2 separate regions of the Homo sapiens genome follow, and region 1 is linked to region 2. A link is a loop called in an ENCODE intact Hi-C map of the cell type or tissue named here. Cell type or tissue: A673. All regions are shown on one strand.

What was found. Peaks named below come from ENCODE experiments on the same cell type or tissue, not always from the same donor. Only the 100,000 strongest peaks of a DNase experiment are listed, where the experiment ranks them.
Region 1: it touches region 2 in a loop (2.5-fold over the local background); 1 of 110 quality-filtered maps calls a loop at or near these places.

The regions. Positions count from the first base shown.
Region 1 is chrX:29,240,247-29,245,246 of GRCh38, reverse strand. All of the region lies in intron 2 of IL1RAPL1 (interleukin 1 receptor accessory protein like 1), which reads right to left. Among named protein-coding and RNA genes, the nearest start is that of MIR4666B, 330 kb to the left of the region's middle. In A673, no CTCF peak of the experiment used is centred here; a DNase peak (open chromatin) is centred at 2,196.
Region 2 is chrX:29,881,921-29,886,920 of GRCh38, reverse strand. The region is part of intron 6 of IL1RAPL1 (interleukin 1 receptor accessory protein like 1); the gene reads right to left. Among named protein-coding and RNA genes, the nearest start is that of MIR4666B, 310 kb to the right of the region's middle. In A673, no CTCF peak of the experiment used is centred here; no DNase peak of the experiment used is centred here.

The sequences.
Region 1 (5,000 bases), 640 kb after region 2:
CATGCACATGTATGTTTATTGCAGCACTGTACACAATAGCAAAGACTTGGAACCAGCCCAAATGCCCATCAATGATAGACCAGATAAAGAAAATGTGGCACACATACACCATGGAATACTATGCAGCCATAAGAAAGGATGAGATCATGTCCTTCGCAGGGACATGGATGAAACTGGAAACCATCATTTTCAGCAAACTAACACAGGAACAGAAAACCAAACACCGCATGTTCTCACTCATAAGTGGGAGGTGAAGTATAAGAACACATGGACACAGGGAGGGGAACATCACACACCAGGGCCTGTCGGGGGGTGGGGGGCTAGGGGAGAGATAGCATTAAGAGAAATACCTAACATAGATGACGGGTGGATGGGTGCAGCAAACCTGCACGTTCTGCACATGTATCCCAGACTTAGAGTATGATTAAAAAAAAAGGACTGAAAAAAAAGATGAAAGTTCTAGTGGTTTGAGGAACCTCAGTAATTGGAATACTCAGGTAACTAATTTGCCATGGAGTCTGCTTAGTGAAATTTTATTGCTTGCATACATGCAGTGAATAAAACACATATTCCTCAAGACATATATTGTAGATACAATTGCGTATCAAATGCAAAAATAATCATCATTTAACAGTTTTGCAAATATGTTTATTTGCTGACTGTTAAACCTTGACTTCTGAAATGTTATGCCAGTTTTGATATGGGATGGAAAATGAGAAGCTTAATATTTAAAAGGCATAACATAAAATTTTTAAATCATTTCTGAGGTGAGCCGAATGCTCTGAATAGAGTAATTCTCCCATCAAAATGCTATTAACATTTAAGGAGAATCTATTCAATGAATTTAAAAATGCCAAGAACGAATACCTTTTCTTTTTCCAAATAGTTACTTTGTTCAAGTGCTTTGAGACTCAAGTTTTAAGGATCTAAAAGGCTCTGTGGAAAACTGTTTTCTAATTTATTTCTCTTTCTGTGTCAAAGATTCACCAGACAGATCCCTGAGATGTCATATTTCAGCGCAAAGTCACTCTTGCGTGGGTTTCTATGGCAGCCATTGCAAAAATTTTAATGCAGCTATCAACTTTCTGTTCCAGTGTTGACTGCATGCATCAGTGTCAGGAAGACTGTATTTGTCTTGACAAGTCTGCATCTGAATATAATACATATACAGTTGTACCCCTAAGCTGTAAGTCACCTTAACACTAGAAACAAATAGATAACAGGGACACACATGGAATTACACAATGTTTACATGTGTGGGGGAGAGGGAAAAGGAGGGGAGGAAAGCAGAGGAAGTAGAGCACAAGAGAAGAGGGGAGGGAAACTCTTTCACAATTCAAGACCCTTTAGAGGTAGAGATGCAATCCTTCTCTTCCTATGAGTGTCACTCAAAAGGCATAAAGAGCTGAAATTATATCATTATTTGGTGAAACCCCTGGTGAAACTCAGTACAGTCCCTAAATGAGTGACTGAATTAAGGAAGGCTCCAGATCCTAGGTAGAGTGGATCTTCAGAGGTAGATGAGAGAAAAGATGTTAGAAAAATGAGAGATAAAATAGAAAAGCAGCAGGAAAGAGAAAAAGTAATCATTACTTTTGAAGTTAGAATCACAAGTTTAGAAAGTTGTGTAGCTTCGTTTCCATTCATTCCATCTGTTCTAAGAATGTAGGTGTTGGTTAAGGTATGGGAAAGTTGGTCCCGCCACAGGAGAACAAGAGAAAGTGATTTGAGAGGATGACATTTCTTATTCTCACAGGTCCCAGAGAGAGGGTGACAGTATGCCATGCAGGGCCACAACACGGCACAACCCATGAGTGCTTGACCTAATAGGTGATGAGCAGAGAGAGCATGAGGACTTGTGATTGGTGCCAGTGAATTTCACCGGGCAATTTGAAAGCAAACCAAGCAAGGTGGGTGGCTGCGGAGCCAGATGCCAGCGGTTGGGTTTATTTTCAAGGGGTTTCAGCTGGTTTTGAATGTGGACTCAAAATTAGGACAATGAGAAGGATGTTGAAGCATCAAAGCATGAACGCAAAATGAAGGGTTCTTAACATATTCCAAATACGCTTTGCAATACTCTGCTCTTAAATTTCACTGGTGGGCAAAGCCTAAACAGAAAGACTGGAGATGAACTCCAGGATTTCTCCTCTTTACCATATATGGGGAGATAATAAACCCCCCGGGGAACATGTAAGATCTGTGCAAAAAGAAGCCACAATGGATTCTGGCCATGCATTCAGCAATAAGCCTCCCAGCTGGGCCTGGAGAGGGGCCTCACGTGTTCTTTTGATAGGATTGGGTTTTCTAATTTAAAGCAGAGTAGTTGAAATAAAATGAGGTTGTTATTCACACAGACCTAGATTTGAATACCAACTCTGTCACTTCCTTTGTAAGTATGGGTAAGTTGCTTACCTATTCACGTCTGTTTCATCATTTCTAAAATGGAAAAATATGACTTGGCTTAATGACTGGGGTGAAAATTATGAGATAATATATGCAAGGTGCCTAGCAAAAAGGCTGGCCCATATTAAATACGTACTATCTAAGAACTGTTGTTATTAATGCTATTCGTTATACTTTGAATTATACCATTTTATCACGCATACTAGCATTATCAATTACATTATCCTTGGTAGCCTTTATAACACCTGGTAAATCCCTGTACATATAATAGATGCTTAATCACTACATGTTGAATGAATGAGCCTCAAGTTATAAAATGTTATATATCTAAAGATCCATACAATTAAGTGGCTCATCTCATATGACTGTAATCATAATTGAGGTCCAACCTGGTAGTTTGATTTTTCTTGTAGCATTTAAGTTCAGAGGCATTATAGCACAATTGGGAACACTGGATTTACAGCCAAAGTGTCTAAGTTCAAATGTCATCTTTAAATGGGGCATGGGCGCCCCTCCTGTAAAGTAGGAGTGTACGTAGAATTATTTCACAGAATTCTTGGGATGATTAGATGAGTTAATAAAACTATATTGAGTAAAACACCTACAAGACTGTTTAGCACATACAAAGCATCAATTAAGTACTATTATTAAAATTAGTGACTGATGTTAATATTGTCAACAGTTAACAGAAAAAAATCCTTTTTCATACTGTATGTAATCATATGCAATTCAAGTAGGAACAGTTGAACCTTGCTTGTGGGAAAGAGTAAATACAGCCTCAGCTCTGACTCTGTAACTAACCGGCTTCTTGACCTTGAGTGAATCATGAAGACTCTCTGTTTGCAGGTCTGCATCAGTTAAATGTGGGTGTTGGGTAGACTGTGTCTCTGGGCCATCTTGTCCCTACTGCAATAGCATTCTCTGACTTTTACTGCACCTTGTGGGATCGTTTATCTTCCCCTGGGAGTGCAGTTTCAGTTCTACAAAAGCAGTTGGGGAAAAAAAATGTTATATAGAGAACTACACTTTGCTGTCAATTTTCTAGTATCAAGTCTATTCCATATACAATAAGGCAGAACTATAGTAAAACATCCTGATGCTATTTCTTTTTAAGGCCCCTTCATATTTACCATTTCCATTGGAATTGAACTCAGAAAACAGTAAAGTAGCAAGGAGATGTGCATAAAAGCCCTTTTTAGCTCTCAGCGATTGAGTAAGCTTTCTGTTTCCAACAATTGTGGTAGCAAGATTTTTGTCATATCACATCTCCCTGCTGTATTTCCTTTTTTTTGCTCACATCCCCTCTTTTTTCCAGGAGCCACCACAGATGATGTTAGGCATGTGGTGGCCATGTAAAACTGGGATTATAACATCACAGAAGCTGTGCATGATCCAGGACTTCAGCGATAATTCCTCTTAAACTCATTTTTAAATGAGAGAAATGAGGCAAAAAGCTATCCTTTAACTTGTTTAAAAGGATGCAATAATTAGAGACAGAGCCAGGACCAGAAACCAAGTTTCTGGTATCCCAACTCACCATTTTTATCACTGTATCATGGTGCCTTTGTGTGAAGAACTGCTTACTCAGTTCAGCCCGAAAGGGAGTTACCAAAATCCATTTCTTTCATTCACTATATAGTATATTTGCCTTAAGAACATGGTCCTGTATTGTATGACTCTATTAGTTTCAGTTTGCAGAGGAATCATCCAAACTATTGCAACTCTTAACCCCAAAATGTAAAATGTTCCTGTACTGCACATAAAGTTTCACGGACACTATAAATTCTGGATGAGAGCGATCGAGAGCTTGCTCATAATCCCTGAAATTTTGGAATTTAGAATTGACCTGAAGAAAATAGTACCATTTGACAGAATATTTAAAAAATAATTGTTTTCTTCACTTGTCAAGGAAACATTAGCAATGGTTAGTGGCTCACAGGAAAATGTTTGGAGACGTTAGCAATTTTTTGCCTTTACTCTTTTTAAAATCTGGAGTATCATTCTGGAATGTGCTTCATGTATTAGTGTCACAAACCATTACTTTTGGTTGAGAAAAATTCCATGATCTTATCATCAAATTCCATAAATCATATATGCAGTTGGAAAAAAAGCAGTTGGACAAAAACAATTGTTTTTACAAACAATTTGTAGGCCTCAAATGGATTCAAAGTACACAGTATATAATCAGGTTGATTTCCTTTCATTTTACAGGTAAAAACCTACTGCCAAAGTTGAAAATTAAGATGTCCATAATCTAAAATAGTGATGCTTGCTTCCATGTGCAAACCTAGGTATAAATATATTTATAAGGCCGGGCGAGGTGGCTCACGCCTGTAATCCCAGCACTTTGGGAGGCCGAGAAGGGCGGATCACCTGAGGCCAGGAGTTCAAGACCAGCCTGGCCAACATGATGAAACCCCGTCTCTACTAAAAATACAAAAATTAGCCGGGTGAGGTGGCGTGCGCCTATAATCCCAGCTACTAGGGAGGCTGAGGCAGGAAAATCGCTTGAACCTGGGAGACAGAGGTTGCAGTGAGCGGAGATCATGCCGCTGCACTCCAGCCTGGACGACTGAGTGAGACTCTGCCTCAAAAAA
Region 2 (5,000 bases):
GTAAATCATCAAAACAAGGGTATAAAAACAGCTTTAGTAAGAAGTTCATAAAAATTTTATTTCATGGTTTATATTTTGTATGATAGGCTTCTGCAACACAATTACTTTAGGAACTATAATTTTCAAATTAACCCTGATGTCTAGGTCCTATTAGAGCTACTCCGTATTGCATTTAACTCTTGCTCTTATTTCTATCTAAATTGTATTCTGTGAATGGTAATTATGAAAAATTACTATAGTCATCTGAGTCAGGAGTTGTCATCTACATCTATTTTATCTTTTTCAAAGCCTTTAACATATTCAATTGTCATTAAGTTATTAGCGGTGACTCCGCAATCATTATTCCTAAAGATTTTCAATGATCTAATATGAAATTCTGAATGAGTATCAATAATAGCTTTTCCTCACTTGATTATAATTCAATGCCTAAGGGGAACTTCTACTTTTCCCCAAAGTTACTACTGATTTTTGCCCTCTACTCATCTTTATTAAGTGAAACTTGATATGATCAAAACCTCTGGAGTGAAATAGAGGGGCAAAACATATGCACAAAGCAAGAGGTTCTATAAGCCACAGATGAAAAGGAATAAGTTATTGCTTATTGCTTACTTCTAGTAAGCATGCATAGCTAAAAATTTATGGTGCTTAAAGAAGAAATAACAACATCCAAAGATTTGGAGAAAAATGTAAAACGCTTGCTTTTGGTACCAATGAATCAAATGGTTTTGAAACACTGAGTTAAATCTACGACTGACCTTAACTGTTTTGGACATTTTCTTAGCTAAATCATGAGGATGCAATTGCTTTACATGCTTAATTTTCCATGTGCAAATTTTATTTAGAACTCTGTGGCAATGACTGGAACTATTACTTCTCTAAAATATTACTTCTGTAATATAGGAAGCCACCATCCTTCTTGTATCATGCAAAATCAATCTTTTAAAATGTTAATAAGAATAATTTAAAACAAATGTTACTTGTAAAAAATCTCCTTCAAATTAAACATCTTTAATAAACCATTCAGTTTTGCACTATATTGTGACTGCTTGAATTTTCATAGTTATAATTTAATTTTCTTCAATGATTACATATGCGTTTTTTTGAGACAGGGTCTTGCTCTGTCACCTAGGCTGGAGTGCAGTGGTGAACTCATAGTTCCCTGCATCCTCGAACACCTGGGCTCAAGTGAACCTCCCGCCTCAGCTTCCCGAGTAGCTCGGACTACGGGTGCATGCCACCACACTCAGCTGATTTTTTTATTTTTTCATTTTTTGTAGAGACAGGGTCTCACTATGTTGTCCATGCTGGTCTTGAAGTCCTGGCCTCAAGAGATTCTCCTGCCTCAGCCTCCTAAAGTTCTGGGATTACAGGCATGAGCCACCATGCCCGTCTGATTGTATATGCTTTTAATAGTTCTGATGTTCACTGAGTTACTTCTATGTGCCAGGCACTACTCTCAGTGCTTGGGATGTACGAAAGAACAAAGCAAAACTTTCCGCCCCCATGGGACTTGCATCCTAATGTGGTGGGCAAATGATAAGGGGTAGACAGACAGACAAAAGTTAGATAATCTGTTCAAAGGTGATAAGATATATGGGGAAAGGAGAAAAGGTAGACCTCAGAAATGCTGGCAGTAGAATAGGTTTGCAATTTTAAATAGAAATCGAAATAGGACTCACTGAAATGGTGACATTTGAGAAAAAACTTGGAGGTGAGGGAGTTAGCCAGGAGGATGTGTTATTGCAGGCATTCATTGCAGGCAGTGAGTACAAAGGTCTAAGAAGGAAGTGTGCTTGGCATGTCAGAAGAACAGCAAGAAGGCCAGTGGGGCTGTTGTGGCATAAGAAAGTCAGAGAGGAGGAGACATGCTAAGACGGGGGGATGAAGAATTCACCCAGATTGGGCCTTGTAGATCATTGTAAGGACTGTTGCTGACAATGTAAAACAGAGAGCTTTGGAGCAACAAACTGTGGTAAGTGCCTTATACCAGGTTGATAAGAGTTGGAGAAGTGATAAGTGGTTAGATGCTGGATAAATTTCAAGTGAGAGGCATGAAAATTTCCTGACAGATTGGATGTAAAGAGTGAGAGAATAAAAAGTCAAGGATTATTTCTAAGATTCTGGCCTCAGCAACTGACAACTGGAGTTACCGTCCCTGAGACAGAGAAGGCTGTGGGTGGTGCAGGTCCGCAGGAAAAGATCAGGAACTCGATTTTGAACATATGGAGTTTGGAGTGTCTATTCCAGCAGAGACGGATAGACAGTTAGGTATGCAAGATTTGAGAAATGTCAGGGCAGAGTATATACATTAAGGAGGCACTGGCATATAGATAGGATGAGCTCATCAGTGGAATGAGAGTAGGGAGAGTAGAGAAGATGACCAAGGATTAAGCCCTGGGGCACTGCAATATTAGGAGACTAGGGGGAAGAGGACTAACCAGCAAAAAAGAGTGAGAGGGAGTGACCAGAATGGTGGGAGGGAAACTAAGAGAATGTGGTGTCCTGGGAGCCATGGGAAGATGAGTATCATGGAGAAATGGTGTGTACTTTGTCCAGTGCAGCTCTCGGGGCAAGTAAGATGAGGATGGCACATTAACTATTAAATTGAACACCATGGTGGTCACTGGAAATCACATATTATACGCTACCTATTGTGTATTACATGATACATGTTATACATCACATATTCCATGGAGAAAATAAGGTGAAAGGGAATAAAAATAGGGTTTGTCTCGAATGAATAGAATGAACTGGAATTAGGTATTAAATGGGTAGACTACTACTCTCGTCAATCATGAGATCAGGTATCATTTTTAGTATCCTTGAGCATTTTTGAGAAATGTGTGTCTACCAAATTCCTGCAGTTAGGTGAGTGGCTAATAATATTTCTGAAAAGCAGAGGTGACAACTGAGGAAAGAAAGGGATGGTTATCAACCAAGCTCTCAACCCTGTGAGCCATCTTGTTTATTTAAATAAAGACAGAACAATCTCATCATAGTTGCAGAGTACAATGCGATTGAGTTCACAATGCAGTATTTAATTAGAAAATGTTAATTAAGTTTCCTTAATTCAATCTCACGTCAAAGAAAAGTCTTTGCACACAAGCCAGTTCTTAAAACTCAATCATAAAACATGAAGCCTGATGCAGGTCATACCCTGTGTTGCTGCATTATGGCAGAAAATTTATTCTAATTAATTTTGAATTCATAAAAGGCTGGAAAATCTTTTTCCCATTGACAAATAGAGACTCAAGCTGCTCTGTTCCAATCTTAAATGTAACCTTAAGGGAACTTGTCGTAAAGTCACCTGGCACTGGAAATCCGTAAGATTCCTTCATGGATACATGGAAAACGAAGGGGGCAGATATGAATGCAATCTTAAATTACGTCAGAACAGAAAAGGATGCAGAGCAAGTTCACTACACTAATTTGTATGTTTTTTTATAATGGTCTAATGTACTTCTCTCTCTGTGTTAAAAATGTAATAAAATTCTCTCTTGGATCTGGACTTCATATATCAAGTTTCTGCCTGCAGCTAATTTTTATGACTGAATTGCAGGCCCCTGAAAGCAGCATTTAGGCTGAAAATGCTGACAGCTCCATAGCTGGAGTGGTGCTAATGATAAGAACATGAACATAAGGTTGTGCTCGGTGGTCAATGGATTTCCCAATCCTAATAGGATGAACATTATCAAACACGGAATATAATCAGCTTCATTATATCAGGAAGTCAAGGAACAGGAATATAATGTTACAGGAACAGCACATTAGGCTTCTACCAGTTGTATATGTTTAGCAAAATCTAGGAAGGAAATTATAGTGAAAGGATAACTACTTTGAAGAATGAATAAATGTGTGACCCTACGTTACTGAAGATTTCATTAAGTCACTTTTGTTTCATTTTTATAGCATCGTTCATCTATTTAGTTGATAAGAAGGTACTGCAAACTATTTACTGATTATTATGTCCCTCTCACCAGATCACCAGATGCTACTGCAGAATTTCTCACAAACAAATCTTCAAACCATGGTAGTTTCCTTTAGGATATAGTAATTTTAGTTTCTGGAGAAATACAGTATGGCCTGTATGATTGTGACATATTCTTGAATAATGGCATACGTTGAAATGTATGCCACAGAACTAATAACATTTAATTTACATTAATTAAAATTAATGTTTAGAACTGTGTTAAGCATTAATATAGACCAGAGGTTTGCCAACTAGGGCCAGTGGGCTAAATCAGTCTTCCTGCCTGTTTTTGTAAATAAAGTTTTATTGAAACACAGCCATGCCCACTTGTTTATGTATTGTATAGGTCCACCTTTATACTATAAAGGCACAGTTGAGTAGTTGTGAAAGACACTATATTATATGGCCTGTAAAACCTAAAATATTTGCTGTCTGGTCTGTTACAGAAAATGACTGTTGACATTTGATGTAGATTATTCTCTTCACAACCCTGGATGTCAGTACTAGTATTATTCCAGTTTATGGAAGATGAGGAATTGAAACTGAGAGCAATTAAATAATTTATCCAGGATTATAAGCTGGATAGTAGCCAACCCAAAATTTGAATCCAGGACTAGTACCCGAACTTATACTATTAACTACTATACAAAATGCCTCCTGATAATATCTGAAGCTCGTCATGTTAGCAGCAGTAATGTGAGTGTCATAGTGCAGAGAAAACTTGTGTTTAGAAAAATGGGATGACCCTGGATATACTTGGCAACATTTTATTTCTCAACTTCAAATAAAGGTGGTGAATACAGGAAGGCTGTTTCTTGGTGAGAATTTTCAGCTGCTTAGAGAAAATAAATTGAGTCCACCTGTCATTAATGCTATATAATTGAAATAATCTACCATCAGTTCTACTATACACACACACATACACACATACATTTGATATATCAGTAGAGCACATGTAACTTTTGCAAGGGTTTCCCTCTATAGAACCAATTGTCTCTTACAATGTAGTTTCCAAAGATTTCAGAGCTTG